4 separate regions of the Mus musculus genome follow, and all the other regions are linked to region 1. The links are chromatin loops, found by intact Hi-C in ENCODE. Cell type or tissue: heart. All regions are shown on one strand.

Region 1 (4,000 bases):
GCTTTTAGGATGCCAGGAGAGTGAGTGGCGAGCCTTGAGGCAGTCAGAGCCATGGTGGTGCTGCCCCTGAGGTGTCACAGTCAGTCACAGGGCTGACACATTGGACAGATGGAGAAAGCCAACAGAAGGCAGGGCTGGATGTCCCAGAGAGAGGGCACAGCAGATACAGCGGCATGCAGAAAGATGGGAATAGATACTAGACACTCAGAAGTGTGTCTGCCATGTAGAGAGTAATGCTGATTGTAACAAATGGTAGTGGATAGCAGCAGTCATCAGGGGCCAGGAATACCACACCAGGAATCCCAGACTGGCCACTGCAGGGTCTTAGGCAGAAATCAGAGAAGACAGAGGCAATCCACTGACCACTTGTTCCTGGGTGGTGATGGACCTGGGCTTGGGGAGGAGGGCTCAGGGCTGATATCTTGTGTGACCTGTCAGGGGTAGGTTGGTGGAGCCTGATGATAGAGCTACTTCCATGTCCTGTCCCTGATTGAGTCTTTCCTCTTCAGCTAAGCCTTAGCTGCAGTGGCTTTTCCTTCAAGAACAATGCAGACCTCCTTTCCCCGAGAGGTCCTTTCTGTGTTGGCTGCAGTGTTTGTCTGCAGGGAGAGGCCTGGGAAACCTTCTGGTTCTCATTGCTTGCTGGCAACTCTACATGCCTCTGATGGTCAGATTAGTAATCAGCCACTCAGGTAGTAACAATGGCCAGTTCTTACAAAGCACTGGCACTATGCTGGTTCAGTTCCATTTTACAGTTGGGGAAACTGAGCACAGACTGGAGCCAAGAGCCCCGAGCCTGTGTACTGCAGCCCAGGCTTATTCACAGGTTTGCTGAGATGGGAAAAACTAAGCAGCGCTTTAGCTTCTAGGTGGGAGAAAATGTTACTGTTCCCTTGGTAGGCAGGTCCCCCCACAAGCACCCCGAGAACAGTGGATATTAGTGGTAGCTCTTAGATCTACCATCGACCTTCATACTTGGTTTCTGGACCTCTGTCTTCTGGCTACCATTAAGTCAGTATCGTGATCCGGAGCATACCCTGCCTCCTGTAAGACAAGATCTGGCTGGCTGGCTGTGCAGCAAGGGCATAGCCAGGCCCTCTGTTCTCCTCAGGGTTCCCAGGATAGCTGGGGCACAGTGGCACCCACGAATCCTGGTCCAGGCGGTCGGTCGCCAGGCTGCTTTCCTATCAAATGACTTCTGGGTTGGAGGAGCCATGGCAGAGACCCAGTAGCTGAATCTGAAGTGTACCAGAAGCCTGCAGATGGTGCTGCAGTGGCCAGTCAGACCTGGGCAGCAGCCCTGAATCCATTCTTGGGAGGAAGAGGGCCTAATGTTCCTGGCAGCCAGCACAGTGGTCCCTATCAAACAGGCATTAGGCCTGACCCCTGGCCTAGCAGATAAGCCCCTCAGTCTCAGCTGGAGGTGACAGGAGTGACACCTGTTGACTAACTAGCCCATTCACCTTTGCTCTTTTGCCCCTGAGCTCATTGCCAAGCAACAGGCTGGCTGAGGCCAGAAGACATTTAACCTTCACTTGGTAGCCAGGTTTAGTTTACAAAGCTGTGCCCTCTGGTGGGTATTTGTGGTACTTCAGTGACTTCCTGACCCACCCTTTGCCTTCTGGGACCCACACAAATGCAGGATCATTTGGGCACATTATTGTCCAGTCACCCAAGAGAAGTCTAAGGTCTGGTCTCAAGCCATCTCTCCTGCCAGTATCCATTGTTCTTTAGGGCCACTTAGACTCCACTGGCAGGTGCTGCAGAGTTCACAGAACCTTGCAAACAACCCAGTGTTACATGGTTGTGTCTCTGCAGAGCCCTCTTCCCTTCTCCCCCGCCCCTTCTTACCCAGCTACCTCCTGCTCACCCCCCCTGGTTCAGTCAGGTGTGCTTTGATGCTTTGGTGACCTCTGGGGCCTCCTCCCCTAGTTGACTATAATGAGCAGTTCAGGTAGCCCACAGACCTGGGCAAGTGCAGTGTTTGCAAAGGTAGATGCAGTGCTTTGCAAGGCTTTTGTTTGCCTTCATGCCTCAGACAGCATTCACTTTGATTTATTTTAGAAGCACCACAAAGTCCAGACTCATTTTACCACATACTGAGAATTCAGTGGGTGGGTGAGAGAGGCAAGCCCTGGGCCCTGGTACTACTACTCAGTGTTGGCTGGGAGAGATGGGTTTCTTTTCTTTTCTTTTTCTTTTTTTTTCTTCAGTTATCAGATGCATATATTATTTTCATTCAGAGATGTGTAAAAGGGCAAACACATATGTCATTGGAGACCGACAGATACATGGAAGGAAGCTCTGGCCTTGGGCTGGGGGCTAGCTCAGCTCGTGAAAGTGCTTGCTTGCTTTGCTTTCTTGCAAGCTTGTGCTTGATTTTATAGTCCACATCCAAAGCTGTGTGTGGGGCCTGCAAAATGGCTCATTGGTTAAAAACACATGCTGCTCCTCTAGACACAAGAGTTTGATTCCCACATTGGGGCAGTTCACAACTTTCTGTGACTCTAGCTCCAAGGCCCGCTTCTGGCTTCCACAGGCACTCATACATAAGTGCACATGCATGTGTGCGCATGCACACACACACATAAGTAAAAGTTAGATTGAAATTTAAAATCCACACATGGTGGCTCCTAGAGAATACTAGAGAAGACAGACAGATTCCTGGAGCTCACTGTCCAACCAACCCAACGTACTTGGTGAACTCTAGGCCAGTGAGAGAGCTTATCTCAAACAAATAACACAAAAACAAAGCAAGTCCCTGTGGGCCTTGAAGACTTTGTTTGAAGAACAAAGTCTGAGGTAGTCCTCTGGTCTATACACAGATACACTCACGTGCAGCACACACACATGGAAACACACACAGATGTGTGAGCACACAAGAGCACATGGCACACACACACACACACATACACACACACACACAGGAGTGCACATGAACACATGGGAACACATCCACTGATATATGAGCACACAGGCGCACATGGCAAACACACACACACACACACACACACACACACACACACACACACACACACACACCACATAAAGTTCCAGTTCCAGGTTCTTCCAGAAACTGTTAGGGGAGCACCTTGAGGCAGAGAAGTGGTCTGATATTTAGGTTGAAAGTGAGGCCTGACAGTAACAGTGCTCAGAGGCCTTGGGGTCGGGGTGGGTGAAACTGGATCATGGGAGGAGCCTACAAGTCAGTGGGGAATGAGGTCACGGGGTGAGCACAAGTAGAGACAGAAGAGCTACAGTCAAGATGCCTGGAAACAGGACAGGTCGCTGAGGCTTGGGTGGCTTCCCTGTGGGCCTTGAGAAACTCCTGTCCAGAAAGAAATCTCTTCAGGATCTTTTGGTTTTTTATGCTTTATTGTTTTTGTTGTTTCAAGACATGCTTACATATAGCCCAAGATGGCCTCAAAGCAGCTGAAGAGGACTTTGAACTCCTGATCCTCCAGTCTCTACCTCCTAAGGGCTAGATTACAGATGTGCTACCACACCTGGTTTAGTCAGTGCTGGGGTCTGAACCAGGATTTTCAAGCAGGTTAGGAAAGTTCTCTACCAACTGAGCCACAGCCCTGGCCAAAGAAGCCTGCTAGGGCTCCAATCCACCTTTAAAAAAAAGACTCGCATTAAAGATGTTTAATTTAATTTCATTTTTATTTATTCATTTATGTTTTTAGACATGATCTCACCAAGTAGCCCTAGCTGGCCTAGAATTCACTATGTAGACCAGACTGGAGTCAAAATTACAAAGATAGGAAGGAGCCTTCCAGCTGGTAGCAGGGGCCGACGCCTGGGCAAAGGTGAGACTGAATTAGACAACCTTCCCTGGGGTGGGGTGGAAGCTGTAGAGGTGCTGTGCTAAGGCCTGTCCCAACAGAGCTGTCTCCAAGTTGTGTGTCCAGTTTGAGGAAGGACATAGCAGATAAGATGAGAGATGGCTTTGGCATTAGCCCACCTGGGATCTCTCTGAAGGCCTTGCAGAACCAAG
Region 2 (4,000 bases), 71 kb before region 1:
GTGGATGACGTCAGTCTTCTGCCAGCATAGAGCAGATGAACCACAATGGGGTCCACCACTGTGCAGTTACCAACTATAGGTCAACTCAGAGATGAGAAAATAGCCACCAGTTCCCAGAGTTTGGGGGTAGGGTCAGTCCTTGGGTGTTGGAGGTGTCTTTTGAGGAACTGAGTCCCTCTTCTAGGTCTTCCTCTGGGCTTTAATTAGTCCCAGCCCTTCTCTCATCTTTCATCCATCCTTGCTGTTTGGCTTCTCTACATGGCCAGGGCAGGGGTGTCCTGCAGAGAGGTCCTGAACTGAGGCCAGGGTTTTGTTCATTGTCTGATCCTTACCACATACTGCAGAGTGCAGCCAGACAGGCAGCAAGCAGGCACAGCTCTGCTCTGCCCTTTGTCCTCCTAGTTGAAACTCCTGTCTATAAAGAGCTTGTTCTTCATGTTTTGAGCACTTTATGAAGAATAAAAAGATCACGTACCGCAGCCAGCTTGTGTGTTTGTTTTGAAATGAGCGGACAAAGGAGACCGCCTGTGGGAGAGGGCAGTGTGGTTCTCAGGTGACAGAGCTACCGCTCTGAAATCACAGGCAACACTGCCTCATGGCCCGTGTGCCTAGGATGCCTGTGCTCACGGGCACTGATCACAGGCATATTTACTGAGTGTTGGGCCTGGCGGGGTGGGGGGAGTGGATAAAGAGGGCAAGTTTTGTGATTTCTGTCCTGAAGCCACTGAGTTCAGTAAGGAAAGGTAGGATACAAACCAAAAATAAGAACTGTTCTTTGGGTCATTTGTGAGTTCTATTCCATGTGGGTCAGCTATCAGTGAGTGAATGAGCCCTTGGGCCACCAATGGCTCATGCTGTGTCCAGAAGGACAAGAGGGCAACCCCAAGTTAGCTCTGAATCCCACCATGAGACAGAGGCTCCCCTAGAGTCAAGGAGTTATGTCCTGGGTGAAACCATCAACTCCCCATTCTCCATGCCCAGTGTGGCTTATAACCACACCACTTAGCTGGGGCTGCAGTTGCCATTTGGTGCCATTCTGCAGGGGGTGGGGGTGAGGTGTTTATTACCTTGGTATTCTCTACAGCTCCTGGTGCACCCCTGTTGCTGGTCCTCAGTAATTAGGCTTGGACCAAACCTCCTTAGATCAAAAGAAGTAGGGTCTCAGGATGCTTAAGCTCTGGATATTTAAGTCACCCAAAGCATTTGAGTACCTAGTGTCAACCTTCCTATATCTGCACTGAAGATTTATCCATCCCCCTCCCCCACCATACAGTAGGAAAGATATTTAAGCTCATGGTTTGTCTGCTGGCTGGCACCTGTAATCCTGGGACTTGGGAGGCAGAGGAAGAAGGATCACAAGTTTGAGGCCAGCCTGTGCTACATAGTTCCAGGCTAGCCTGAGTTACATGCAAGGAGGCAAGAGAGTGCTGCGTGGTACAAAATCCGGAAGCGGATTTTTGTGGAAGTAGGCTGATGGAACGGATGAACGCGTATGCGGAACCTATAAAAAGAATCGCCTCAGGCCATGATAAAAATGAGCAGAATGTTAAAGGGTCACAGCAGCGTGAGCATGGCTTGTTTCAGAGAGTGGCAGAATGGCTGGAGCCAGGATTTTGATAGAAGAAACGGTAGGAAAATCCCGCAGTGCGACTCCTTGCTGAAGGCCATCCGAATTAACCCCACTCTGCCTGGAGTCCTTGCTTGTCTGATCCCGGGTCGTGTCCGCGTTTGTAGGGGTTCCTTGTCCTAAGACTCAGGCCTACACGTATATCCGCACATGCATTTGCATACATTCTCAGGACTGCAAACGCCTGCTGCTTTAGCGGTAGGAACTAAGACCAGGTCTGCGTGGGTGCAACTCTCTGCAGTCTGAGGTTGTCAGGCTCAGAGCAGGGGAAAACTACACTCCCCAGAAGCCCCTGCGCGCCCGGTTCGCTGCGGTTGCTCACGGCCAATCGGGAGAGGCAACTGTGGCGGGGGCCGAGGAGGGACATTTTAAAAGGGCTGGAGATTGCGGGCGTCAGTGGCCATGGCGGATACAGCAACCACAGCCTCAGCGGCGTCCGCGGCGGCCAGTGCCCCGAACGCCTCCACAGATGCGCCCCCTTTCCAGCTGGGCAAGCCCCGCTTCCAGCAGGTGAGGTTCGGGATGCGACGAGCGGGTGGAAGGGAGACACAGGGAAGGGCACGGAGCCAAATCTCTTGCAAAGTCACTTCAGCTCGAGGGTCTCCAACCCGCGGCCACCAGAGCCTACAGCTAGTGCGGGGACCTTGGCTGTAGCCGCTCCTTTCCTATTGGGCAACAGGATGGGCGAGGTCTCCCTCTCTGGTTTCCTATTGGCGGGTGGCACAGTCATTCCGCGGATGCCCGCGCCCTGGCACAGCCCCCGTCCTAGTCGCTCGATGATTGGCCACGCGGGTCGCGGTCCAGGGTCCGAGCGGCTCTGAAGGGGTCGCTCTGGCAAATGCGCCCTAGGCGCAAAGTTCCCGTCTTGTGATGCATGGGCCGGTGGTGTGGCCGGTATGCTCCTCAACTTCTCCCCGAGTGGGACTGACCTTTCTTGTGAGCTGCGGGACAGTCTCCGGGCAAAACTCCCTGGGCACGCCCCATGGTCATGCTCCGGTTCCTCAACCTCCAGCAAGGTGCTGCGTGTGCCCTAGGATGGGACCGCGTGCACCGGTACAGCGACCTGATCTCTGTCCGGGGGCCTGGGGCTTCAGTGATGAGACCAGCCGGACAGCTAGTGCGTTCTGCGGGGATGCGGCTGGGACAACGCGGAGAGAGCCCGGTGCGGGGAAACGCTGTGTCATTCTCCGAAGCTGAGCTCTCCTCCCAAGGGTCCCAAGTGCGCCCCAGTCCTACTTGCGCTGCTCCCGGCCGCTGCGCAGCGCTGGCCCCCATCCACACCCGCTTGGGCTCTTCAGGGTGCACCGTGACTATGATTAACCTTACTTGGGGACACGCCAACCCAAGAAACCCGGGTATCACTAACTCGGCCATGGAACCGGAGGTCCAGGTCTGTGAGCCAGGAGCATGGGAGCTTAGTTATTACGCCGCAGACCCTCAGACTGCTTCCAGAGCTGAAGTGACCCTGGGCTTGCCAGGAGTGGGGACAGCAGATGTGCTAGAGAAAACTTTGAAGGAAGAAAGAAAATGCTACAAAGGTGGGATGTGGCTGGGTTTAGAAGTGAGAATGGTTCCGAATTCAGCCCCCCCCCCAACTTCGTCGAACTAAGCTTTCTGAGAATACGTCCCTAGAGTTTTTTAAAATAGGACTTGTTTTCTTTCAAAAATAGACATGTCTCTGCATGGAGGAATCTGGAGAGACTTAATGTCCCAGCTAGTGTAAAATGCCACCAAATATTGAGACGCTGTCAGGGGTGTTTGTGCCTAACCTTGAGTGATCCTCCATTTGTCCCCACCCCCATTCTACGCATCCTTAAGTAAGCCTGCACTCCCGACTGGGAAACACTTGCTGTCTTTGGAACCCCCACCCCAGTTGTCCTATCAAGAACGCCAAACTCCGCTCTGAACCCCCCAGTGGGAGCCTCGCAGATGCAGATTACTCTTCCAAAGTATTCCCTAGGTCCTTTTCCGGATAAAAAGTGGTTGTTGATCTTACCCCAGGCAATTGGGTTTTTAATAACACGAACTGAGTAAGGGCTTTTCCCCCAATGTCTGGTGTCTGGTATCTGGAATCTGGATGGCTCATGGGTCATCCATCTACCCAACATTTACTGAGTACCTTGTATTGGCTTCCTGCCCTGGGCTCTTCACTCTTGTGGAGTGTGTTTGGGGAGGATTAGTTTCTGCAGCTGTTCACATCTGTGGAGTATGCAGTGGCCTCTGCAGAGGCCTCCAATGTTGGCATCCTAGTGGTCTGATAAGAAAGGGTGCTGAGCAGGTCTGAGTCACCGGTGCTGAGAACGTCTGTTTCTTCCACACCTGCTCCTCCCTCTGCAAACAGCTCAGCCTGCCACCCAAGAACTAGAGTCTTAA
Region 3 (4,000 bases), 130 kb before region 1:
TTCCTGCCAGCCATCTCATCTACCCTGTGTGGCAGAATCTTGACATTAAACTCCTTGCTGACAACGGATGAAACAGGAGGCTAGGCTGTTTCTAAGACTTCTGTGCAATGGTAGGTAGCCTTATAAGATTATATATCCTATGGATCATGGCAACGCAAGCCTGTAACTCCAGCACCTCGGAGGCTGAAGTAGAAAGATCCTTTGAAACTCAAGGTCATTTAGGCTCCATAGTGAGTCCCACAGCAAGACCCTGTGGCAATAATTTTGAAAATCTATAGCTTAGCCCAGTGTTTTTGCGGCATTCTTAGTTTGTGTCGGTGTACTCTGAGATGTTCACATAATCCAAAACTTCACCCAAATCACATTTCTCAGAATGCATAGCCATGCTTAGGCAAGATGTAACTGTTTTCTCTGTAAGGCAAGGGCAGCCCCACCCCACCCCACCCCCGTGCTTAGGAAGGCAGATCTCTGTGAGTTCGATGCCAGCTTGGTCTACATAGAGCAGTGGTTCTTAACCTGTGGGTCTTGACCCCTTGGCGGAGGGTTGAACGAACCTTTCACAGAGGTTATATATCAGATATCTACTTTATGATTCATAATAGTAGCAAAATTACAGTTATGAAGTAGCAACAAAACAGTTTTATGGTTGGAGACTAACACAACAGGGACCCTGTCTTAAAACAAACAAACAAACAAACAAACAAACAAAGATGCTACAGGAGGGAGTTGAAGAGATAGCTCAGCGGTTAAGAGCACTGACTGCTTTTCTGAAGGCCCTGAGTTCAAATCCCAGCAACCACATGGTGGCTCACAATCATCTGTAATGAGATTGGATGACCTTTTCTGGTGTGTCTAAAAACAGCTACAGTGTACTTACATATAATTAATAAGTATTTTTTTTAAAAGATGCTACAGGGAAATGTGGACCCCGGTTCCTAGTTCCAGAAGTGTGGCTTCTCAGGGTCTCTCCTGACACCGAGAAGGAGGGATGCCTCTTGGTTGGCATGTGCTGTGGTCTCATTAGAAGAGCCTTGTCTTTTTCTTTTTGTAAAAGTTGTATTGTATTTATTTTCTCTTCCTCTCCCCCACCCTTCTCTGTGTGTATGTACAACTTTCTAGAGTTGGTTCTCTCTGGTTTCATGTGGGTTCCAGAAATCTGGCTTGGTGACTGGCAATCCCTTTATTCATTCCTGAAGGGCCATCTCCATCTAAGTCCTGAAAGCCCACTCTCACTCTGACTCTTGTGAGCCAGAAGTGGGGAGGACAGCAAGGGAAGAGGGCAACTCTGCGCTGCATGGAGAATTTGGGGCAGAGGAGACGACCAGGGGCCGAGGAAGAGGGATGGTTATCAGAGTGTACAGACTCAACTTAGCAACGGCTTGCAGGCCAAGGCAAAGAGTTTTATTCTCCTGGAGAGACAGAGTGGGGGTGAGGTGGGGTCCCAAACCCTGAAAAAGCGGGGAACTGCCTGTGCTAATGTCCATAGACTTTATAGTTTTGAGTTCTGCATGTGAGCAGCAGAGGGCGCACTCAGCTAAATGCAGAGAGAACTTGGGCAAAAGGTCTGGAGACCTAGAGGACCGAAAATGCTGAGCCGAACCTGGTGCCTTGGAAGTAGAGTTCAAAGTTCGATATAACCACACAATAACAGAGAAACCCTGTCTCGAAAAACCAATAAGGAGGAGGAGGAGGAGGAGGAGGAGGAGGAGGAGGAGGAGGAGGAGGAGGAGGAGGAGGAGGAGGAGCCCGGCGGTGGTGGCGCACGCCTTTAATCCCAGCACTCTGGGAGGCAGAGGCAGGCAGATTTCTGAGTTCGAGGCCAGCCTGGTCTACAGAGTGCGTTCCAGGACAGCCAGGGCTACACAGAGAAACCCTGTCTCGAAAAACCAAAAAAAAAAAAAAAAAAAAAAAAAAAGGAGCAGCAGCAGCAGCAGCAGCTGGCCTTGGAGATGCTCACTCCATCCATCGTCCATACTCCCAGAACTTGGAGGAGGAAGCAGGACGATCAGGAGTTTAAGGTCATTATTACCCAGCCTGGGTTACATGAAATTTTGTCTCAAGAAAAGAAATTATAAACTTTCGAAAGCTACATATCAGTGTCACACATGCACAATCTCAACATGTGGCGGGCTAGGGCAGGAGGGTCTCAGATTCAAGGTGAAACTGAGTGTGGTAGTGCACAGGGCCAGCCTGGTCTACATAGTGAATTCCAGGACAATAGCTTACACAATGAGGTCCTATCTCAAAAACAAACAAACAAAAATCAAGGTCAATTGGGTCTAGATTGTGTAACCTTGTCTTAAAAAAAAAAAGCCAGTGTAAGGTGGGAGGTGGTGGTGTACTCCTTCAATCCAGGCAGGCAGAGGAGAGGAGAATCTCTGAGTTTAAGGCCAGCTTGGTCTACAAAGTGAGTTCCAGGATAGCCAGGGCTACACAGAAAAACCCTGTCTTGGAAAAAAAAACAAAAACAAAAACCAACCAACCAACCAAGCAAGCAAAACAACAAATGTGTGTGTGTGTGTGTGTGTGTGTGTGTGTGTGTGTGTGTTTAATCTTTTCCTCCATCTGGAACAAGACTCTTTTCTCCAACCTAAAAGGCAGTAGGGACCCTTGGTTTTCACTTCCCTCCGTTCAGGGAGGACAACTGGCTCCCACACAGGCACATCCCTGTCTAGTTTGTTTCAAGGCCTTGATACATTTGCATCTCTGGCCATCCTGAACTCACATCTTGTGCTCTCAGCAATCCTCCTAACTCAGTATCCAAAGAGTGGTGGTTACAGGGCATGCCACCATGTACATGACATAGTTTTGTGTTTGTGAGTAATAGTTTATGTCATTGGGACCTAGGGATGTCACTCAGTTGATAGAGAGCTTGCCTAGCATGACAAAGAACTAGGTTTGAGTTCCAGAAACTTGTAAACTAGGCATGGCAGTACTTGTCTGCAGTCCCAACACTTGGGAAATAAAGATACAAGGATTAGTAATACAGGGTCAAGCTGGGCAGTGATGGTGCACACTTTGGTCCCAGTGCTTTGGGCCTCTGTGAGTTCTAGGACAGCCAGGGCTACACAGAGAAGCCCTGGCTCAAAAAACAAAACAAAACAAACAAACAAAAATAAACAAAGGAGGAGGAGGAGGAGGAGGAGGAGGAGAAGGAGAAGAAGAAGAAGAAGAAGAAGAAGAAGAAGAAGAAGAAGAAGAAGAAGAAGAAGAAGAAGAAGAGGAGGAGGAGGAGGAGGAGGAGGAGGAGGAGGAGGAGGAAGAGAAGGAGAAGAAGAAGAAGAAGAAGAAGAAGAAGAAGAAGAAGAAGAAGAAGAAGAAGAAGAAGAAGAAGAAGAAGAAGAAGAAGAAGAAGAAGAAAGAAATACAGGGTCATCCTCAATTATATATGGGGTTTAAGGCTAGCCTGGGCTATTTGAAACCGTGCCTCAGGAGAAAAAAGACTGTGGGGAGAGGAGCAGAATAGAGATAAATGTTGACAACTTTTGAAACTAAATATTGAAAATGAAAACACTCATTATATTCTTCTGTCTACTTTAGGGTTTTTGAAAATTTCTACAACAAAAAGGATTTTTTTTTCCAGACAATTAGAAAGCAAAGTCACACCATCTACAAAGAAATAACTATGGAGCTGACAGGCTTCTTACCAGCAAGGGTAAACAGACCATAGTAGAATAATATCCTCAATGGATGAGAAGGAAATAGCTACCATGTTAGAATTAAACATTCAGCGAAATTAGCTTTGACGAGTAAGGTGAATTGAGGATACAGTCAGAATAAACAAAAGCTGTGCTTAGCCCAATAAACAGGTGCAAAAACCCTGCTGAGGAGCAGTCTTCAGGAAGACAGAAAATTCTAGAAAAAATAGTTAGCAAATAAATCAATACAGGTATAGCTAAATGGTGCCTCCTCTATTAAATCACTATATAATTTGACCTCTATGTTTTTTTTTGTGAGTGATAGGTTTTCTCCTTATAGTTTACCAGCCTCTCTGCCATGT
Region 4 (4,000 bases), 150 kb before region 1:
CCTTAATTGGAACCATGAACCAATGTGGCTGTGTCCCTTACCCATTCAGCAGTCTAGCTTGGGCCCTTACGTTCATTTATTTACATACTTAGTGTGTATGCGCGTACATATGTGTGCATGTGCCTACGGAAGCCAAAGGTTCGTTTTGTTTTGCTTTTTGAGACTTGATATCTCTATGTAGCCCTAGCTGGCCTAGAACTTGTTGCATAGAAAAGGCTATTCTTTTTTTGTTTTGTTTTGTTTTGTTTTTGTTTTTTTGAGACAGGATTTCTCTGTATAGCTCTGGCTGTCCTGGACCTCACTCTGTAGACCAGGCTGGCCTCGAACTCAGAAATCCGCCTGCCTCTGCCTCCCAAGTGCTGGGATTAAAGGCGTGGGCCACCACGCCCGCCGGAAAAGGCTATTCTTGACCTCACAGAAATCTGCCTGCCTCTGCCTTCCAGATGCCGGGATTACATGACTTCAGCCCCATACTCTGCGTTGTTCCACCTGGTGTTTCGAGGTGGGTTCTCTCACTGAGCTGCATTTTATCCCCCAGCCCCAGGAGTTCCGCCGAGGCAGATGGAGGTGCCAGGCCTTTTCACGTGGGTGCTGGGCGAGCGAACTCCAGTGACTTGCTTTCATCACTAGAGAGCGGAATCAGTGGCGCAGTGTCACTTCTGGGTCCGGGTCTTATGATCTGGCGTTTTCCTTCAACTTGCAATATTTATTCTTTGGGTCCAGTGGCTATGTGGAGGAGCTAAGGAGCTAAGTAGAGAGAGGAAGAAAGAGACAGACACATCCAGTTAAGATCATTTTCTATGTGTATGAATATTTTGCTTAAATGCATGCTGGGCACATGTATGTATGCCTTGGGCCTACCGAGGCCAGAGGAAGGTATCTGATTTCCTGGAATTGGAGTTACAGATGGTTATAAGCAATCTTGTAAGTACTGGGAACTGAACTTAGGACTTCTGAAAGAGTAGCGAGCGCTCATTACCACTGATCCATCTCTCCAGCCCCAGTTGGATTATTTTTCCTGGAAAAAAAAAAGTCTACTTGTGTGTGGTGGTTTTGAGAGGCCATTCCTACTCCATCTTGGAACCGGCCTCCATCTTAAAAGAAAAAAACAGCCGGGCGTGATGGCGCACACCTTTAATGCCAGCACTCGGGATGGGAGGCAGAGGCAGGTGGATTTCTGAGTTCGAGGCCAGCCTGGTCTACAAAGTGAGCTCCAGGACAGCCAGGGCTATACAGAGAAACCCTGTCTCGAAAAACCAAAAAACCCAAAAAAAAAAAAAAAAGAAAAAAACACCTGAAAACTTGACCTGCAGCAGAACCCAAGCTGCACACATGTACCAAGAAGGACCCCATGGCTTGTCTTTGGCCAGAGTTACTCCGTAATTATTTCCTAGTAACAGTTAATCAAAGATTAGTCTGATTGTTTCAGGTGAACTTTCAGACCATTCCTGATTGTATACAGTCTTGCTTCAGAGCGCCACCTGTCTGCATACAATAGTTATTCAGTTACACACATTGGGTGGTTCAACTGTCTGTAACTCCAGCTTTTTGTTGTCTGATAACCACTTCCTTGGATTCATCCCCGCCCCCAATACACACACAGAGGGTCTTCCCCTCTCCCCGCACACACACCTTCTCTTCTTCTCTACAATACCACCAGGTGGTACTGAGCCCTTTAGACGGACATACTATTTTGTTTTGGAAATATCTGCGCTCCCAGGTTTTGTTCCAGCCAGAACTCAAGAAAACACCCAATAAGGGTGCAGGGCTAGGCCTATGCAGAATGTCCTCTCTCACAGCGGGCGGCAGAGGGCGCCCGCAGACCGCTTGATGGGGGCGCCTAATTTCCAAAGCGGCGGGATCTTGCAGTCACAGTAACTAGACAGGAAGGGAATGAGACTGGAGGGACAGGCCCTCACACAGAAGTCTAGGAGTTGGGACCATTTTGGCCTACAGGTCAAAGCTACGGGAGATGAAGCTCTCATGGGGTAGGAGATGCGGCAGGCCCCTGTGCCCAGAGAGCAGCAGAGAATAAGGGAGCTGGGAACCCAACCGCAGCAACTCTGTAAGGAATTTAGACCAGCATGAAGAGTTCAGAGAGTACAGAGCTAGGCACAGATTTATTTGATCAGTTTGCACTTCCGAATAGCAAGAAAAAAGACTTTAGAACTCCACGGAGAGAGGACTGATTGCCACGATCTGTGTTTCCCAAAGGTGGGGGTCAGAGTGAGGCAAGGTGGAGTCCCTGTGTGACTCCTGAGAAAACCTAACATATGGCCTGAAGGGAAAGGGAGAAAGCTAAGGACACCTCGTTGCTGGACAGCTGAGATGGAGACAGACACTGTTTGTTCCTTTGATCACTGAGGAGAAGACAACCTGGAGGGCTGCCTGCAGGAATAGGTTGGGAGCCAACAGCACCAGGACAGGGAAGGAATCAGCCCACACCTGGAAGGTGCAGGGAGGGAGAGAAGGAGGGCAGAGAGCAGGGGCTGGGATCTAGTGGGGACATGGCTTCTGTGTGAGTCTCAAAGCACCCAGGAGTGTGTGACTGTCTTTTCCACCTGTCAGAAATTTGACTTAAGACTAAGAAACACACCTCTGACCAGGACCAAAGGAAGCTGAAGGCTTCAGGACACCAAGAACTCAGAGCTGGACTGGGGACCAGCCAGTGTTTTGGATACCATGGTTTCCTGTGCCGGGATCTACCCTGGCAGCCTGGAGAAGGGGTGTGAGAAGGGGAAAGAGGCACTGGGCCTGGAGGCAGCAAATTAGGGGCTGGAGGTGAGATTAGAAGAAGGGGGGTCCTTATTGCTCCCCTTTCCTCTCCCAGACTATCCTCTCTTCCTCTTCTCCTTGTTTCTCCTCTCCTCCTCTCCCTATCTTCTTCTTCTTCCTCCTCCTCCTCCTCCAGCCTTTTGAAACTGGACAGCATGTAGCTCAGGCTGGCCTTGAATTGTCTGATGTAAGTTGAACTTGACTCTGAGCCTTCAGCCTTCATCTCCCCACTGCTGAATTGCAAACATGTGCCACCATGTCTTGCAGCAGTGCCAATCTCCTTCCCTCATCTTCCTCCCCGCCTTCCTTTCCCCACTCCCGGTGTCCCTCCCATTCCCCTATGTTGGTAATTGAATCAACCCCGTTTTTTACCCTGGGAGTTGGCCTTCCACCTGCTCGAACTTCAGAGGATAGACAAGTTGCAAATTTCGTGGCATTGGAAAGAGGGAAGCCTCTCTAGTCCTCAGCAGGAGCCCCTCGGCGTCTCCCTTGGGTGTCCCCCTCCCAGGGACCAGTGGTTACAGCGGCCCGCACCCGCGGGCGGAATCGCGGCCAGGGGATTGAAGCGGGCCCCCTAATCTCTGATACTCTTGCGAGTCGGCTTCCCGCCCCAGGCCAGCTCCGCGAGCAAACAGGCGGGCGCGCGCCGCATCTCAAATGCCGCATTTGAGTCGCGGGAGGACGCGGATGCCTCAGGCTGGTCAGCGCCCTTCCCGGCCTAATCCCCGCCAAGCCCGGCCAGCTGCAGCCAGAGGATTAGTGCGCTGGGCCGCTTTGCTGGCTCCCTAGGGCCGCAGGCTAGTGGGGGCCCTCATCCTTTTCAGTTGAGGCTCTCTGTCCCTGGAAAGGACAGCAAGGTTGTCAGCAGGGAGGTGACAGAAGGGTGGAGACACCCTCGGACTTGATTTGCTGATGATGGCGGCTCCTCCCAGGCTGAGGAGGACATGCCCGACCACATTGTCCATCGATGGGTACAGGGTACAGGTACTCATGGGTGCCAGTGGGTTCCACACCCTGAGAGCTCATTATGGAGCTGGAGAGATGCCCAAACCACCACCAAGACTTCAACACACCTTCAATGACCTGGCTGGCCTGCTAGAAGGTAGACTACAAACCCTCACTCTGGAAGGCAGGGGGTTCAGAGGCTCCAAGCCAGACAGACACAGGTAGCTCTACAAGTAGTTAATGAGAGAGGTCATGGCAGGAAGAGAGAGGGGCATACTGT

Evidence for each region. A loop is a pair of places that touch in the nucleus more often than their neighbours do. Peaks named below come from ENCODE experiments on the same cell type or tissue, not always from the same donor. Only the 100,000 strongest peaks of a DNase experiment are listed, where the experiment ranks them.
Region 2: it touches region 1 in a loop (2.1-fold over the local background); 9 of 42 quality-filtered maps call a loop at or near these places.
Region 3: it touches region 1 in a loop (6-fold over the local background); 12 of 42 quality-filtered maps call a loop at or near these places.
Region 4: it touches region 1 in a loop (5-fold over the local background); 5 of 42 quality-filtered maps call a loop at or near these places.

What each region holds. Positions count from the first base shown.
Region 1 is chr6:85,260,588-85,264,587 of GRCm38, reverse strand. The region is part of intron 9 of Sfxn5 (sideroflexin 5); the gene reads left to right. Among named protein-coding and RNA genes, the nearest start is that of Sfxn5, 71 kb to the left of the region's middle. In heart, a CTCF peak has its summit at 1,575 (motif pointing left); a DNase peak (open chromatin) is centred at 1,364; H3K27ac peaks cover 567 bases.
Region 2 is chr6:85,331,445-85,335,444 of GRCm38, reverse strand. Sfxn5 (sideroflexin 5) reads left to right here and starts at 2,023. Exons shown (of 14, transcript NM_178639.4): 1 at 2,023-2,137. The coding sequence starts at 2,030. It overlaps Rab11fip5 (RAB11 family interacting protein 5 (class I)), which reads left to right. Exons shown (of 6, transcript NM_001003955.2): 6 at 1-483. In heart, no CTCF peak of the experiment used is centred here; DNase peaks (open chromatin) are centred at 994, 1,984, 2,334 and 2,864; H3K4me3 peaks cover 2,430 bases; H3K27ac peaks cover 1,930 bases; H3K27me3 peaks cover 569 bases.
Region 3 is chr6:85,389,534-85,393,533 of GRCm38, reverse strand. No RefSeq gene overlaps it. Among named protein-coding and RNA genes, the nearest start is that of 4933423K11Rik, 17 kb to the right of the region's middle. In heart, a CTCF peak has its summit at 1,502 (motif pointing right); no DNase peak of the experiment used is centred here; H3K27me3 peaks cover 687 bases.
Region 4 is chr6:85,408,686-85,412,685 of GRCm38, reverse strand. No RefSeq gene overlaps it. Among named protein-coding and RNA genes, the nearest start is that of Noto, 13 kb to the left of the region's middle. In heart, CTCF peaks have their summits at 1,573 and 1,772 (motif pointing right); a DNase peak (open chromatin) is centred at 1,705; H3K4me3 peaks cover 849 bases; H3K27me3 peaks cover 2,283 bases.